2 separate regions of the Homo sapiens genome follow, and region 2 is linked to region 1. Evidence: chromatin loops called from intact Hi-C (ENCODE). Cell type or tissue: dorsolateral prefrontal cortex. All regions are shown on one strand.

Region 1 (8,000 bases):
TTATAATGCTTATGATAAAATTTATTAACTTTTACTATTTTAATATTTCATAGTTATGTTAAAGAATATTAATATTGTGAGAAAATTTGTATTCTTTCATTCCTTATTTTATGCTGATCGTTTGTAACTTCCAAAAATCTCTAGCAGAGATAATTGGAATATTTGACACTATTAAAACTATTTATTTTATGTTGATATTCTTATATGTCCTTTCTTTAGAGGCCATGCCACAATGAATCTTTAGTGGGTTTTAAGATTTTTTAATACCTTACTTTAACCTTTCCTTTTATTGTAAATAGTTAAAAATCATACTCATTAATAGAGGGAGCTATATCTGAATATATTAAGTTTATCTCTATAGAAAGGTTGAATTTAAACTTTAATATGAACTGAGAATGAAACCAGAGCTCTAAAGGCTCCAGTTAGTTTTTAATTTTCCTGATTAAAACTATTCCAACGTTGTTGTTGGTTTCGCAAATGTTCATCATGTCTGCAGAAGCTAACATCATCAAGGAAGTAATGTTTCCATAAGAGTGCCTGGGATATGGTTGTTGAATGAATACATAGATATTCTAAGGAATGCATATGGAGTCTTTAAAACTGTGGTATAATATTAAAGAGGGTTTCTCAAATTAATGACAGCCATTGTAAGTCTAAAAATAATAACTACTGAGGTAGTTCACATGTTAATTAGCTGGAGTTAATCATTCTACAGTGTACATTTACTTCAAAACATCATGGTGTACACAATCAATATGTACAGTTTTATCTGTCAATTTAAAAAATAAAAATTAAATATTAAACAAATTTTAAAAATGCATACAGGTACAAGAAGGCAAATTTGATGATAATTATTTCATATTTCATTATTCAGAATATTTGATAAGCATACCATTTGTTGTATTTACAATTGAGAAAACCATTGAAGATATCACTCAGAGAGCCCACATGATGAAGATTATCAAGAATTATTACAACTGGGAGCTCCACTCCATTATTATCAGCACTGCACTGTTCAGCCAGGTTAGCTAGATATTGTTGCAATTCCTTTTAAAAAATGAAGAAAACAGATACGTCAGTGATAAATTTATACTAATAGGAAGCAGTTAATATTTTAGGAATAGCACTCTTTGTCCTCTATTCCGTTTCTTTCATTAAAGTCATAGATTATTCAACTGATGTAAAATCTTTTCCTACAAATCAAAAACCATATATTGCTGACAGAATAATTTTTTTAAATGAAAGCAAGAAAAAGGAAAGCAATAGAAGATCCAGTACCAAACACCTGCAGCAAATATAAAAGTATAAACATGACGGCATATTTCTAAGTGGTTTTCTCCCTGAAAGAAAAGCCAAAATGAGTTCTGGATATGAACTCTTATGATAAACCACATATATTGAGATTTTATTCTGAGTTTTGGTATTCAATGATAAAAGTAAATTTTAGCAACCTTAATATTTCAAGTATGAACTAAATTCAAAATGGCATTTCTCAGGTTCCACTAATATTTTTAATGTGTTAATTCTAATTCAGGTAGATGGGGTATATCTAAAAGTACAGCCATAGGACCTTGATAAAAGTATGCTTATTATTTATTTATAATCTGCATGCAATTGCTGTAATTTTAAACAAAGACAAAATTTAGCATCTCCTGAGTTTATTGGTTCTTTTACAGGTATTATTCCTGTCTAATAGCTTTTAATCTAAATATGATAACCAGTTTGCTGATTGACTGCTCTCACAGATGGGTAGGCCAGGAACATAATTAGGTTTCTTAAAATTATCCTAATCAGTAAGAACATTTCCATAATATTTGCATATTTACAATGACATTTTCAATTTGCAAATCGTGCTCAGGGTTATAAAACAATTCCATGATTTTGGTTTCTGGCAGCCAGGTAAATATGTGAATTGCTCACTCTAGATGCAACCTCTCTCTGTCTGTAACACCACTGCTGGAAATAAAAGTAGGAGATAAAACAACGGGCCAGGATTTTGAGGCATTTAGTAATTTTTATTTATGTTCAAATATAAAAATGTATTAAGGAAATAAAGTACTATTTGTTTTCTATTGAGCTAATCACATAAAATAAATCTTGCCTAAGTCAGAGAATGCAGAAAAAAATATGTTTAAAACTGTTGAATATTCTGGAGAATTCTATTTACTTCAAAAGAAAAAATAAAATTTATGTCACTAATTTAGCTACATTAAGTCATTCATTCGTTTATAAAATATGCACTGTCTATCTACTGCGTTCATAGCCTTAGACCAAGCCCTGGGTATACAAAAATAGTGAAGTCTGATTCCTGCTATCAATGGAGTTTAAGTAGGTTTAACATTTATTATGAACTGCATCAAGTACTTTTCCGGACATGAGGACTAAAAAGGGTAATCAGGCTGGTTTCCCCTGCAAGCTCTAAGAGTTGTCACATTAGGGACTGGAATTTAAATGTTACAAATGATATCAATATAATATCATAAATATATTATGAGATATGAGAAGTCAAGGGAAGAGATTTAGCCTAGCTGCTGGGTGTCAAGAATGGTTTTCTGGAGGAGGTAACACTGGAGCCTGAGTGGGGTGGTAGGCACACATGTAAATAATGATGAATTTACAAAATGCAAGGTAAAACATTCCATGAGAGAGGATAAAGGAGGCATGTGGCCTATAGGAGGGAAAGAGATTAATTCCAACTGGCACATCCTGCTGGCACCAGGGATTTAGAGATAAAACATAATTTCTGTCTTTCAGAAACTTAGAGTTGATAAGCAGAGAAGCTGGTGAGCAAGTGATTCACAATACAGTGTGCTAAGTGAAATGCACAAAACATTATAGGGAGACATAAGAGAGGCATCTAATCCAGACTTAAGGTTCACAGAAAAACAGAGTACAGTGGTTAAAAGGGAAAAAAAAGCAAATAATAATAATAATAATAAAAAGGATTGAAATCTAAAGAATAAAAAGTGAAACCTGAAAAGTGTAAGTGTATGATGTGTTTTGGGAAATAAGTGTTCTGTGGTTATAGAAAAATATAGTACATGCTACTGGTGGTGGCAATAAAAAAGAAAAAAAGACTTTGAATCCATGCAGAAGAAGTTGCATTTTATTATATAAAGAAGTGTGGAACATTGATATGTTTGTTTGCTTCTTTGTTTTCAGTAGAGGAAAGCAATTTATTTATCCAAGGAAACAGAAATGTGAAAGATAGAAGAATTAATTAGAAAAGGAAATAGCATTTAAGAAGCTTATTACCTTCCTGGAATAGAAGGTCAGGCATATACATATATAACAATAATTCACAGTCAAAATAATACACTACTTCAAAAAAGTATAGATCAAAGATTTTGTTTATAGTATGTAAAGATTGATTGTAGCGTCTGGAAAATGTACTGTGGTGGCAGTATGATTTGCTATTATTCCCTTATTTTAAAGATTGGGTAATACCTTGATGCTTAAACACAACAGAAGAGCTTTCCAAATAGAGAAGAATAACCAGTCAGAAACACGAAAATATGATATCCATGTAGGAAAAAAGCTAAGAATATGTGTTTTGTGAAAGGAAATGGTGGTAATGAAATTGTAAAGGAAACTGCAACCTTAAATGATTAGTAAGATCGCTGGACATCTCCTTTTGGCAGTGAAGAAACATTCTTCTGGTGACCTGAGTAAGTAGTCACAATGGTGATTTAACATGTGGTGAGCATATTGAAAGGAAGAAGCAAGACCAGCCAAGAGAATGTTGAAATTATTGAAGCCTAGAGATACTAAGGGACTGAACAAGGAACAACGTGATGTTTTTGATGTAGTACAGAAATCTATAAGAAAACATTGAAAAATTTGATCAGATTTTAATTATGAAAAGATATTCTATGTTCCATGAGGTGAATGAATATATCCCAAAAAAAGAGAGAAGGGAAATTTAAAGGAAATCGTGTATCAAGTAGTTAAAAAATAATTGTAGAAATCCAAGAAACAACAGAGGAGGATGTTAATCTGGGGTGGAGGGTGGTTTTGTTGGAAAGCAATGGAAGAGGATAAACTTATAATATGTGTTTGGGGCTGAAATTGTCAATTCTCAACAGGTATATTTAGTAGGTGAATAGAAACATATGTGTAGGATGATAGAAAGCTTACAAATTTGGGAGAATGGGCATGGCTGATAGTGTTTAATTGAAGTCAACCACACAAGTCAAGCCAAGTTGAAGCCACAAGAGTCATCCAAAGGAGAATAAAAGTGAGAGAGAACAGAATAGTTCATTATAAAGAAAAACAGTTTCATTTACTGGGAAGTGAAGGAAGAGCAGAGAGAAAAAAACTGAAAAGCAATTTACCAGGGAGCAGGAAACAAGGAGAAAATGATAACATGAATGTCAGAAAGAGAGAGAGAGAGTGGGGAGGCACAAAGGAATTGAGTTTTGTAATTAGCAGGTCACTGGGTCATTTTTGGACAATCAGAGCCTTTAGGTTCTAATTATAATGTGGCTTTCTTTCATCTTGAGAGGGTAGTGGATCCCCTGGGAATCTGATGGTAGGTATAAAGCAATGGATGTAGAAACAGGCAAACATAAATAAACTTTTTTCCTATAACTTAGAGGAGTTTTTCACAGATTCCCTTGAAATAACTTCATGATACCCACTCTAGCTTGATGAAAATGAAATCTTAGATTGAGGCACTGATGCACCGGCATTAAAAGTCTTTTTTCCAGATCTAGTCAGGTAGAAGGAAACAGGCATATCTACCAGATGGGAGTTGGCAATGAGATGAATCCCATACTCTGAAACTACAGGTGGAACACCACAGTTACATAAAAATGGTAGATCACTGCTTTCTCAGATGCTGACTCCAGACACACTAAAAAGGAATCTATCAGGTACAGTTTTCTGATCTTTTCCAGCCTAACATTCCAAATGGCTTCAGCTGACCATGTATTCTCTACTAAATCCACCTCTAGCCCTCTGGGCCTACTATATCGAATGTCACAAAGTGTAATTGTTTATGTGTACTGCTCTCAATCAAAATATTCCAGCTGGCAGCTTGAGGGAGGGCTTGAAGTGTGGGAAGAGGAACAGAATGTAAAGTGCAGAGGTACTGAAAACATGAAAAGATGTTTTTCATTTGATGATTTGTGGTTTGAGTTTCTTCTTTTTTTCTGAATCAGTAAGTGCTTTTTGGATTTGTCTCTTCAGTGCTATCTATGGCACAGCATAAAATGCGTCAGCATTTACACAGCTCCAGGTTTTCAGGAACAGGATTTATTATTTCATGCCTCATTATCATGTTACTTCAGTAAATCTACACTGTTGGTATCCCTAACACAATCTCAACTTGTCATCCCCTCTTTTTTTATATTTATCCTCACTTACCCTCACCCCCAACTCCCAGGAAAATAGTGGGTATTCTCTGTCAATTTGGCAAAAATTGTCCAAATTTTCTGGCAACGAGTTTGTATTCAGCATTACTGATAGCTTGTTCATATCTTCAAACCATAAGGAATAACATAAAAAATAAATATTTTTTAGTTATAATTTGTGTTTTCTTGGGAATGAATGCTATTGTGATTTGTTCAAGAGTTTCTTTCTGGGCTGGGCACAGTGGCTCATGCCTGTAATCCCAGCATTTTGGGAGGCCGAGGCAGGTGGATCACGAGGTCAGGGGATTGAGACCATCCTGCTAACACAGTGAAACCCCGTCTCTACTAAAAATAAAAATTAAAAAAATTAGCTGGGTGTGGTGGTGGGCACCTGTAGTCTCAGCTACTCAGGAGGCTGAGGCAGAAGAATCGCTTGAACCCAGGAGGCAGAGGTTGCAGTGAGCCGAGATCGTGCCACTGTACTCCAGCTTGGGCAACAGAGCAAGACTCTGTCTCAAAAAAAAAATAAATAAAAATAAAATAAAATAATAAAAAATAAAAAAATAAAAACAGTTTCTTCCTATGACTGTTTCCTAGCATCATTAGCTCTGCCAATGCTTGGCAATGCTTTTCCCCTGCCCATTATTTTGCAATGAAGTACTGAACTGGCCTAATAATGGCACAAATAGCCTGTACTCTGAAAAAGCAAAAAATAAGAGTGTCGGAAATATTTCATAAAAAAGTTAATAGGACACTAACATGTTCTTAACAGAACATCTCTAAGCAATAAACTTTTTTTCCTAAGCTGAAATATATACATACATATATAGATAGATGGATAGATAGACAGATAGATATTTTTTAGGGAAAGCTATGTTTTAAAATTAATGGGAATTACCTATTTTGTTTTAGCATGTTAACTACATTCTAATGAAACTTCATCTATTTAATTCAAAACGATTTTAAGTGATCCTCAACTTTATCAAAATGTCATGGTCTCCTCCAATAAATCTATTTTGCTCTTATTTTCTAAACACTTTTTTATTCCATAAAAAAAGTACCTTGTAAAGAGTTTTGTCATACCAACATTGAGGAAAAAACAAACATTGAGGATGACTAAGAGGCCTTTCAAACCTTTCATATTTTTTGGCTGAAAATATTTAAAACTGTGCTAAAAGGCTTTTATATAAAGATATGAGGAGACAGAATTCACAGGAAGCATTAAACATGTCAGCTGAAGCAAACAGACAATTGTGCTCTTCCTACTTTTGCTCAGAGAAGAGCCAAATACTCTACCTCAGGTTCTATGTCTTTCTTTAGATGGTGGTTCAACCACATTTGAATAGGTCTGAGTTCCAAGGAAATATTCAGAATTTATGTATTGCATTTATTTAACTTTAAGAGATCCCATTGTGCTTTATGTACATCGTTGTTTTTGAAGGACACATATAAAACGGTTTTGAACAAAGATGTGTGTGTGTGTGGTTGTATGTGTATGTGCGCGTGCACTGTGCATATGTGTGTGTATGCTTGTGAGAGAAATCTTCACTGGGAGCCAAGGGCTATAATTAAAAATTGCAAGCAACTCTTATATCGTGCTTGCTACTTGCGCTGTTCTCTCTGTCTCTCTCACACACACACAGACACACACATGCATATACACACTCATTTATTTAGTCTTTAGAATAGCCCTACTATTTCCCTCATTTTACAGGTGAGAAAATTAATACTTTTTGTTCATTAAGCTATATGCCTGGCTTATTTCAAGAATCTAATGGGTTTGGGCTGCTCTTGGGAGTCACATTTATTTCTGAAAATTTGCAGATTTCAGGTTTCTGAGAAACTGGGACAGTTTAGATCATTGAACCAGGTTATCCTTGAAAGAGTAATATGACCCAGTATAATTGGGATTCCCTCAAGGTATTGCTTATAATAGTTGCATTTTCCCGACAGAAACTTTTAGGTTTCATTGATTCAGACTTTAATAAATAATTACAGGTAAAACTAGGTTAGTGTTAAAAATATGTTAGCCATCAACTATTTCCTTTTTAGGATTTTTTGTTTTACTCAGAAAATAAGAAAGTACAGGCTACGCCGTATAGGCCCTCATGCCTTTTTAATATCTGAGTGTTCAGGCTGATTACTATGGCACATTAGACCGTAGATGGTGGTGAAATTGAATGTTGTTAACTTTCCTAAGGTTCCTAAACAAAAATTTTAGGGAGATGTGACATAAGCAAATTGCTGCTCCCAGAATATCTGCTTGGAATATTCTAATTATTGCCAAATCTCCATTCCTGCAAAACCCATGTTATTTCCTACTTATCTATTAAGATCCAACAAACTATTACCCCTTTATAAAGCTCTGATGCCTCCAAGAAAAGTTATTCTTCCTTGTTGCTTGTGCACGGACCTCTTTCTACTGTAACAGTTTCTAGGTGGATGTCTAAGAGAAACCATGCCATAGGAGACCTGTCATATTATTCTGTATATTCCCAATATCTTAGGGAGTACCTGATAACTGAATGTTACTGAAAATAGTAGTCTTGTTCAAATTCATGAAACAGAGTTTGATCACTCACCAGGTTACAATTCTAGTAAAAAAAAGATGGATATTCTTTTCCATGTACAACATGGAAGTCTCAC
Region 2 (8,000 bases), 370 kb before region 1:
CAGTCACTAGAAACACAGGCATTTCTACCACACTCCTTCTAAAGCATCATGACACAACGCCTTGTAACTTTCAGATGTCCTGACATGATCATTGAGATTAAACATAAGAACACTGCTTTCAGGAAGTCACTTTATTTTCCCACTTGGAATGAAGAGCTTCTTGATTCCATATGCAAATTTATGCATACAGCATGTCAATTTATGGTCTCTAGATTCTCTGATAATATCTAGTAGCCTTATTGGTAATGACCATTGTTGCTGTGGGGTTTCACTGAGCAGATCTGGACAATAAAACCTGTGGCCAACATGTTTTCAACTGGCAAATCTGAAGCACTGCCAGGCTATCTAGCTCTTTAGTGACAGGTTTCTGAAGTCAGACCTGTCACCTCACCTGGAAGCACAAAATATTTCATGAAGATAATTTTTTGCATGTGTGTTGGTGAATGCTAATTTGGCAAGTATATGTATTATATATAAAATATGTGATATATATGAATGTATGCATGTGTATATATATCACTTATATATAAATATGTGTGTATTTCTGGGAAGGGAAACATTTGAAAGAGCACAGTGATGAGCTATGCAGAGAATGATACACCTGAAATTTATCAAAATTGAAAAGCAATAAGTAAAAACATACATCTTTCCTTTTACAATCTAGTTTGGTAAGTATTTTTAATTTTGGTGGCAAGTCTTTTCTAAAAAGGTCTAAAAGTGTTTCTAAAAGGTCTGTGCATACTGGTGTCTATACATACTGATGTAGCTTGGAGCTATAAAACTAGAGAGGTTGAGGCAGGGGGAAGGTTCCTCTCTTCTGTTTAAAGCTTTGGTGACAACTGATTTCATTTCTATGTAAAAAAAAAAAAAAAATCACATGCTGAGTCCTGTATCACAGCTTATTTAATGGTGTTACCAGCTTGAATGCACTTTAGACCCATATATATCAACACAAGTCATTTGTGACAAATTCCATTTTACTTAATGAAAAATTAAGGTATAATTGGCATGCATTTAGAGATTGGATCCCTCAAATTACAGATTACTTGGATTAGAATAGATTTCCCAATGGCTCTTCCTAAATAACTCTACCAGTCCCTGTGTGTTCTTGAGTGGTGCACTCCAAGCCATGGGCTCACTACAAGTCAAATGAGCATTGATTATGCCAAGAGACAATGTGGGAAAAAACTTTCAAATGCTAAGACATGGGGCACACATGTACTGTGAATTTTAAGTATAGTTCATCTTTCAGAGCTTCATTTTTGCAAGCTCTATTGCTCTAGGAAAAAACTCACTTATTTTCAAACAAGAGATTCAACTTATGTCCAAAATGTAATTTTACTTTGCCAGCCACACATAGCCCCAAAGTATTTTATGTCACTTAGGGAACCTAGGATTCTATGGGGCAGAAGTCCATGAACTGGTTTTGGTTCCTCTAATTCTCTTCTTTCTTTTTCTCAAATCTCTCCAATTCATTGATGTTCTAATTTGTATAACTTTCATGAAAAAAAAAAAGTGACAGCTTGAACACATCTAGAGGCCAATAACTGCAGTTGGCTTGACTTCAAATACTGAGAAAGGAATTGAAATCCAGTTATTTTCCCTATCTTATTGCTCCCTATCTTATTGCCCTATCTTATTGCTGGTAGGCTGACTTCAGCATCTGTTGAAATAAGCCAAACTCAGTATAATATAAAAGTGTTAAAATATATTTTTAAATAAGTATTTAAAAATGCTTAAAGATCTGGTTATTCCAGTGAATAGGTTTGTGATGTAAGCAGATATAAAAGTAGTAGATATATTTTCCTAATTTAGACAGGGTGTGATCCCAATTAATAAATATCTTCTCTTTAGAGCATTTATCCCCAAATACCAAATCAGGGCATTGGAAAGACAGGGGCAACAGGGTTGAGCCATGTTCTAAATTAAGGCTGGAAGATAACAAGCATTGCTGCTGAATTTCAGGATATTTTTACCACAGTAAGAATCCTAGTAGAATTAAAAAATATAATTTTCTTTTGAAGGACTCTAGCTGAGAAGCTAAGCAAAACCGAGGATAAGCTATTTAGTTTCCAGCATCCTGTTTTTGTCCTTTCAATCATTCCCTTCTCCTCTTATCCACTCCCTAAATGTCTCTATATGGGAGAAGCTTTGAGAATATGCTTGCTGGCACTAAAGACTCCTACCACTCTCCTGGTGTTTGCCCTGCCTTCCCTGCCAAATAGGTCTACCTCTTAGTCTTCTAGCTGATATCTTTGAGGAGACCCCAAATGTGAGGGCATCTCATAGGCCTCTGAGTTCATATACTGCAAAAATACCTTTACAATACATAAAAATCTGCTAAAATTCAGCAGTGACTGTTTCAATCTTTTTAGTCCTTTAGAACATAACACGGTCTCACCAGAGCACCATCTGAATTTATATATTAAAATTTGTGTACTTAATTTCCAGATGCTCAAATATTTTTGTAATCCCTTACCACCTCCCATTTCCATCTAAACTAAAATACTCAACATTTATATAATATGTTTTTCCCCCAAAGAACATTGCCCCAATTAGCTAACTAGTGTTCAAAATACTCTCATGAAGGGTGTTCAGATATATAAAATTATGCTTATCTCAAAGCTGCTGGAAGATTCATGGAACAATTTGGCATTCGACTTCCTTTCATTTTCAAACAGTACTTTTGCTATCATAAAATAAATTCTGATTTATTTTCAGTGAATAATGTTGCATATGTATATAACATTTTTAGACCTTCACAGGGAATGCAATGTGCTGTACGTTCTGGTTCAAATAATACTAAGAAATGAGTAACGCTGGCCATATGTGCTTTTACAATCATCTGGAATAATATGTGTTCAGAAGACATCCACTTTCTGGCATTCATTTATTCATTCATTCATCAAATACTTGTTAAGCCCTTGCCATGTGGCAGACATAATAACCTGGCAAAATTATTTACTCACCATGTAATAATTGCTACTATTTAATAAGAGTTTTAAACATATTACATCATTTAATCCTAACTTCAAGTAAAGTAGCTTTATTAGTCAAGGTTTTTCAGAGAAAAATAATATGGTATATACGTATATAAATGCACACATGCACACACACACACACACACACACACACACACACACACACACACACAGATTTTAAGGAAATGGCTTATACAATTATGTGAGCTAGGAGGTCTGGAATCTATAGAACAGACCAGGCTGGAAATTCAGAGAAGAGTTGATACTGCAATCTTGAGCGCTAAATCTGCAGATTGGAAACTCAAGCAGGGTTTCTACGCTGCAGTCTTGAGGCAGAATTACTTATCTTTCTGGAAACCTCAGTCTTTTCTCTGAAGGCCAACTGATTGCATGAAGCCTACTTGCTTTATGGAGGGTAATCTGCTTTACTCAAAATCCTACTAATTTAAATGTTAATCACATCTAAATACCTTCACAGCAGCATCTATATTGGTGTTTGAGCAAACAACTGGGCACCATAGTTGACAGATAAAATTATCCATCATAATGAGTATGACTATGCTTATTTTATATACAGGGAGGTTGAGGCTCAGAGAGAAAATTACTTGGATTTACTCAAATAGTAATTGAGAATTTGGGGATTTGGGCCAGTCTTGTTCTGAAGCCAGATGTTTCTCTCTCTATGGCAATATATGAAGGAATGTTACAAAAATCCAATACATAGTCCCTACATTTTAAGTATTTAGAATTATTTTTGGTGGTGATGCTAGGTTACAATGTATTCATTCATCCATTCCATAAATATTGAGCGTCTACTACGTAAAGGGCATTGTGCTAGGAGCTGGGAATTGAACAGTCAACAAAACAGATAATGGTCCTGCCCTCTAGTGGGAGAAACAAACAAAAGCCAATAAACATAAGAGCTAGCTACATATGTCAAATGCTAGAAAGAAAAATGAAACATGTAAGGGTGACATGGTGATTCTCTGTAGTGGTGATATTTGAGCAGAGACCTGAATGAAATGAGAGCATAAATCATGCAGATATCCAGAGAAAAGCATTGTTTTCAGTTAAAGGGAAAACCCAGCACAATAGCCCTGAGATGGATTGGTGTTTGGCATGCTTCAGGAACAGCAGGAGACCAGTATGGCTGGAGCACAAAGATGCAAGCCAGCTTATGGTGTAACAGATTTAATATAGCACAAATAGAACATAATTGTTCTGAAGACAGAGGGAATACAAGAATGATTTGTTTAGAAGCATGTAGAAAGGGAAAGATTCTTGAAAAGGAGTTCTAAGCAGGATATTTGAAATTAGAAGAAAAAGTGGGAATGATTTAGGGAAGTGCACTGAATCCAAAGATACATCAAATGAAAATGAAGAAACATGGATATGTATAATGGTTTACTGAGTCAGAGAATTCATATTGCAGAGAGATTACACAGATGACTAGGGGCCTCAGGACCATGGAGGAGAGGAAAATAAGTGAGTAAATGTGCAGGCTTAATGTGTGGATGTAGGCATGTGTCAAAGAACTTACTGTGAATCAATTATGAGGAAGTTAATAAAGAACTAAAATGCAGAAGCTTCATTTTGATATAAAATGAAAAGGTTGTCATTGTGCGTGTTCAAAATGGGAGGCTGATGCTGAAAGAAATATTTGAGGATAATAATGATTAACAAAATCACAAGTGCTTTCTATGTATTAAGCAGGTTTATATCCATTATGCCCTTTTTTTCTTATAACCACCATTATGAGATAAGATACTGTTATTATATCCTTGTTAGAGATGATGCAGCTGAGATAGAGACATTAGTAAGTTATTAAAAGTTACATAGCTAATAAGTTATTGAGGTGGCATTTTAACTCAAGAAGTCTGGTTCCAGAGCCCAAGCCTTAAATAATAGTGCCTTACAAAGGAGTCAAGCAACTCTAATGAAAATGTGGCCTAGCAATCTCTATGGCACATAATTGAATTAAAATCATGTTTGCAAAATTGAAAGAAAATTTAATTATGTTAAAGGGATAGAAAAATGTAAAGAAATTTAAATACAAAATATAGATTTGAGATGATGGTCTGGACTGAGCTTGTAGCCATGGATGCAGAAAATAAACGGGCATCATAATAAATAGAACATGATGATGGATTTGATTTGGAAGGTAAAGGAGCAAAGACAGTAATTCTAATGTTGGACGCTTACGACTATCAGGAAATTGGCAGTGAGAAGAGCATAATCATGTATCACTTACCATACCAAACATAAATTCAGTTTCATTTAATTCTCCAAACACTGTGAGGTTTCCAAAGAATACTTATTTCCATTTTACAAATAGCATAGGTCAAATATATGCCCCAGTGCTATGCTGATAGCAAGTGGCAGAGTCAAGATCAAATCTGAGTCTGATCTGAGTCCAAGAGCCAAACTCTTATTCTTCAACTTTTTGTCAGGTTTCAAAAAGTCTCAGTATTTAGGAGATTCTTCCAGTTATACCATAAGGTTGCCTACATATGAAAGCTAGATAGGCACTGAGGTTCAGGACTGAAAATGCATATTCAGGAATTATGAGCAAAACATCAATGTGCTTGCAAAAAATAATTCAGAAGGGGAAGAGTTATGACCCAGAAGTGATGCTGGGGAGTGGGTGAGATGGAGGAAATGGGGAAAAAAGATGGACACTAGCTGATGACAGAGAGTGAAGATCAATAAGTTGTTACTCTTTGGCATCGAGTTCTTCAGAGCAAGAAAATTCAAAACCTTAGCAGTGGAATGACACCTCCACCATGCCGTTTCATCTGCGTCCCCTGCATAAGTGAACACCATCTGCTATGGAGGCGGAATGGTGGTGAATTGGAATAGCAGTCCAGACTCAATTTTGAAAACTTGGCAATGACTTTACATGGCAATTTGACTGAAGTTTGCAAGGATGTAGGAGCTTCCTTGTGCTAGCCAACTTACTGTGCAGTCTCAAACAGAAACAAGCAAAAAACCTTGCGTATTCTGTGAAAATGTTCTTGTGTTTTTACCAGAAGAAATAAACCTTCAGAATAACAACCTAGATTCCAAACAATATATTCCCCATACTGATCTGGCAAGATTCCATCATACAAAATTAAATAGTAGGTTCAATGTGTGTAGGGGAAGGCAGGGCATTTGGAGGGGAAAGACTGGCTCAGAATGTTGGTAGCCACAATCTGTTACATAGTGCACCAATATCTTTTAAATGGGCAAATTGATTATTTAGCATTTAATTCTAGCTTTGGAAAATTCTAGAACAGAATAAACCAAAATAACTCATGCATTTAAAATGTGAGTGGCATTTCATGAAAACTGTTTGATCTCGTTTCTTAAGGATAAGCCCAGCAGAGCTAAGTTATCCATTTTAAAGCAGTTAGACAGCTGTAAAATAGAGTAAATATATATTTTCCTGTTTTCTCTACTTTTTAGAGGGGCAGCCAGCAAGTATTTGGAGACAGAAGAGTAGACTTGTGAGGGGAATAAACCCTGAGTAGCCCACACAGGCTTGCTTAAACCCCAAAAGTGCCATTTGAGCAGATGGAAGATTCTGCTTGCCTTAGAAACTACTCAAGCATCCCTTGGGCTTAATTGTCCCAGGTGTTGTGGCCATCTGCCAGACTTGTTTACAACAAATGCTTGCTTAAAAATGGGATACTGAAATCTCACAGCTTTCTTAGGATGTGGTCAAAGAGCATATGGAATTGGAAATTAAATCTTGAATCTTAAATCCACCATTTCCATTATGATAGCTTCTGCAACAGAAGAGACAAGAGAGATTGATTAGGCAAGGTGAGTTGTTGACATAAACTGAAAGCAAGAGAATATTTCAAAGGTAGAGAGTAAAGAATTCACGGACACACTGGGAACTAAAGCTTAAGAAACAAATTTTCATAGAAAACTATTTCATTAAATATTTGTGGTGAGAACTCTTGGTCATTTAGGTATACATTGGCCAAGATTCCAGAGAGATAAGCAAAAGAAGGCAGCAAATTAACATGAGTAAAAAGAAACACATTTTAAATGGTTGATGTCCTTATAACGTGTGAGTATTACGAGCAGGATATTCTTGAAGCTGTTCCTGTAAGCAACTTGTGCTATTGTGCTCCTCCCACAGAAGTGTAAATGCCTGCAATGTAACTAATTAACTAAAGCTGTAATTTCAGCAAAGAATGGGATATTTGGTTGTTCATGAATAAACATCTTCAACATAATCCATTTTCAGCCTGCTTTAACAGAGTTACAGAAGCTAAAATGAGCCCAGGTTTTTTTCTATAAAAGAATCGAAAACTTACTGGTTTTGAAAATAAGAGAGGTTAAAGGATAAGAAAATTAAAATAATGGGTAACATTTAATTTAAAATAAAAAATATTGAAACCCAGTAAGTATTCTAATTAAGTTAAGGAGTTTGATGGCAAATAATAAAGATAAAACTCGATCACTTCATTACCAGGCTTTTCTAAGAAAAGAGTTGTGTGCTTTTTTCCTTTATTCCAAATATTTTCCTCAAGTAGCTCCCTCTTCTCCTTTCTGCAACAGAAAACTGAAAACCTGGTCATATTTCAATCACTGTCAATGCCACTTGACTCTCTAGTAGATATTTCCGTTTCTTCCTCTTCGTGAACATTTTAAATCTCTGCTTTCTGCTTGAAGGTATTTAAACAATTCGTGCTTTTATTTCCATCTTAGCACAACTTTCATGGTATAAAGAACTCTAACCTGATGAAGGTGGTGAGTAGCTCCACACCTTCTTAGTAGTTCCCAATTTTGTCCAGTCGTGGAAATCAGGAGCTCCTAGACTGCTAGCAATGGTTTCTCTACCCTCTCCCTTTGGCACGTACATCCTCATCTTCTTAACTCCTATTGTTTATTTGCTCTCAGTTTATCCATAATTCATTTTGGTTGTTGGTCATTTTACCACCAGTCTTCCCTCCAGCTATAGAAAACAGACATTGAAAGGTAGCTTTCTGTGACTTTCTTGCAACAAATTTAGAGAATCTTTTA

What was found. Hi-C counts contacts between places; a loop is a spot of excess contacts. Peaks named below come from ENCODE experiments on the same cell type or tissue, not always from the same donor. Only the 100,000 strongest peaks of a DNase experiment are listed, where the experiment ranks them.
Region 2: it touches region 1 in a loop (4-fold over the local background); 4 of 110 quality-filtered maps call a loop at or near these places.

Annotation. Positions count from the first base shown.
Region 1 is chr12:78,190,294-78,198,293 of GRCh38, reverse strand. It overlaps NAV3 (neuron navigator 3), which reads right to left. Exons shown (of 40, transcript NM_001024383.2): 35 at 893-1,047. Among named protein-coding and RNA genes, the nearest start is that of LINC02424, 170 kb to the left of the region's middle. In dorsolateral prefrontal cortex, no CTCF peak of the experiment used is centred here; no DNase peak of the experiment used is centred here; H3K27ac peaks cover 4,837 bases.
Region 2 is chr12:78,558,667-78,566,666 of GRCh38, reverse strand. No RefSeq gene overlaps it. Among named protein-coding and RNA genes, the nearest start is that of LINC02424, 200 kb to the right of the region's middle. In dorsolateral prefrontal cortex, a CTCF peak has its summit at 3,892 (motif pointing left); a DNase peak (open chromatin) is centred at 5,796; H3K27ac peaks cover 6,532 bases.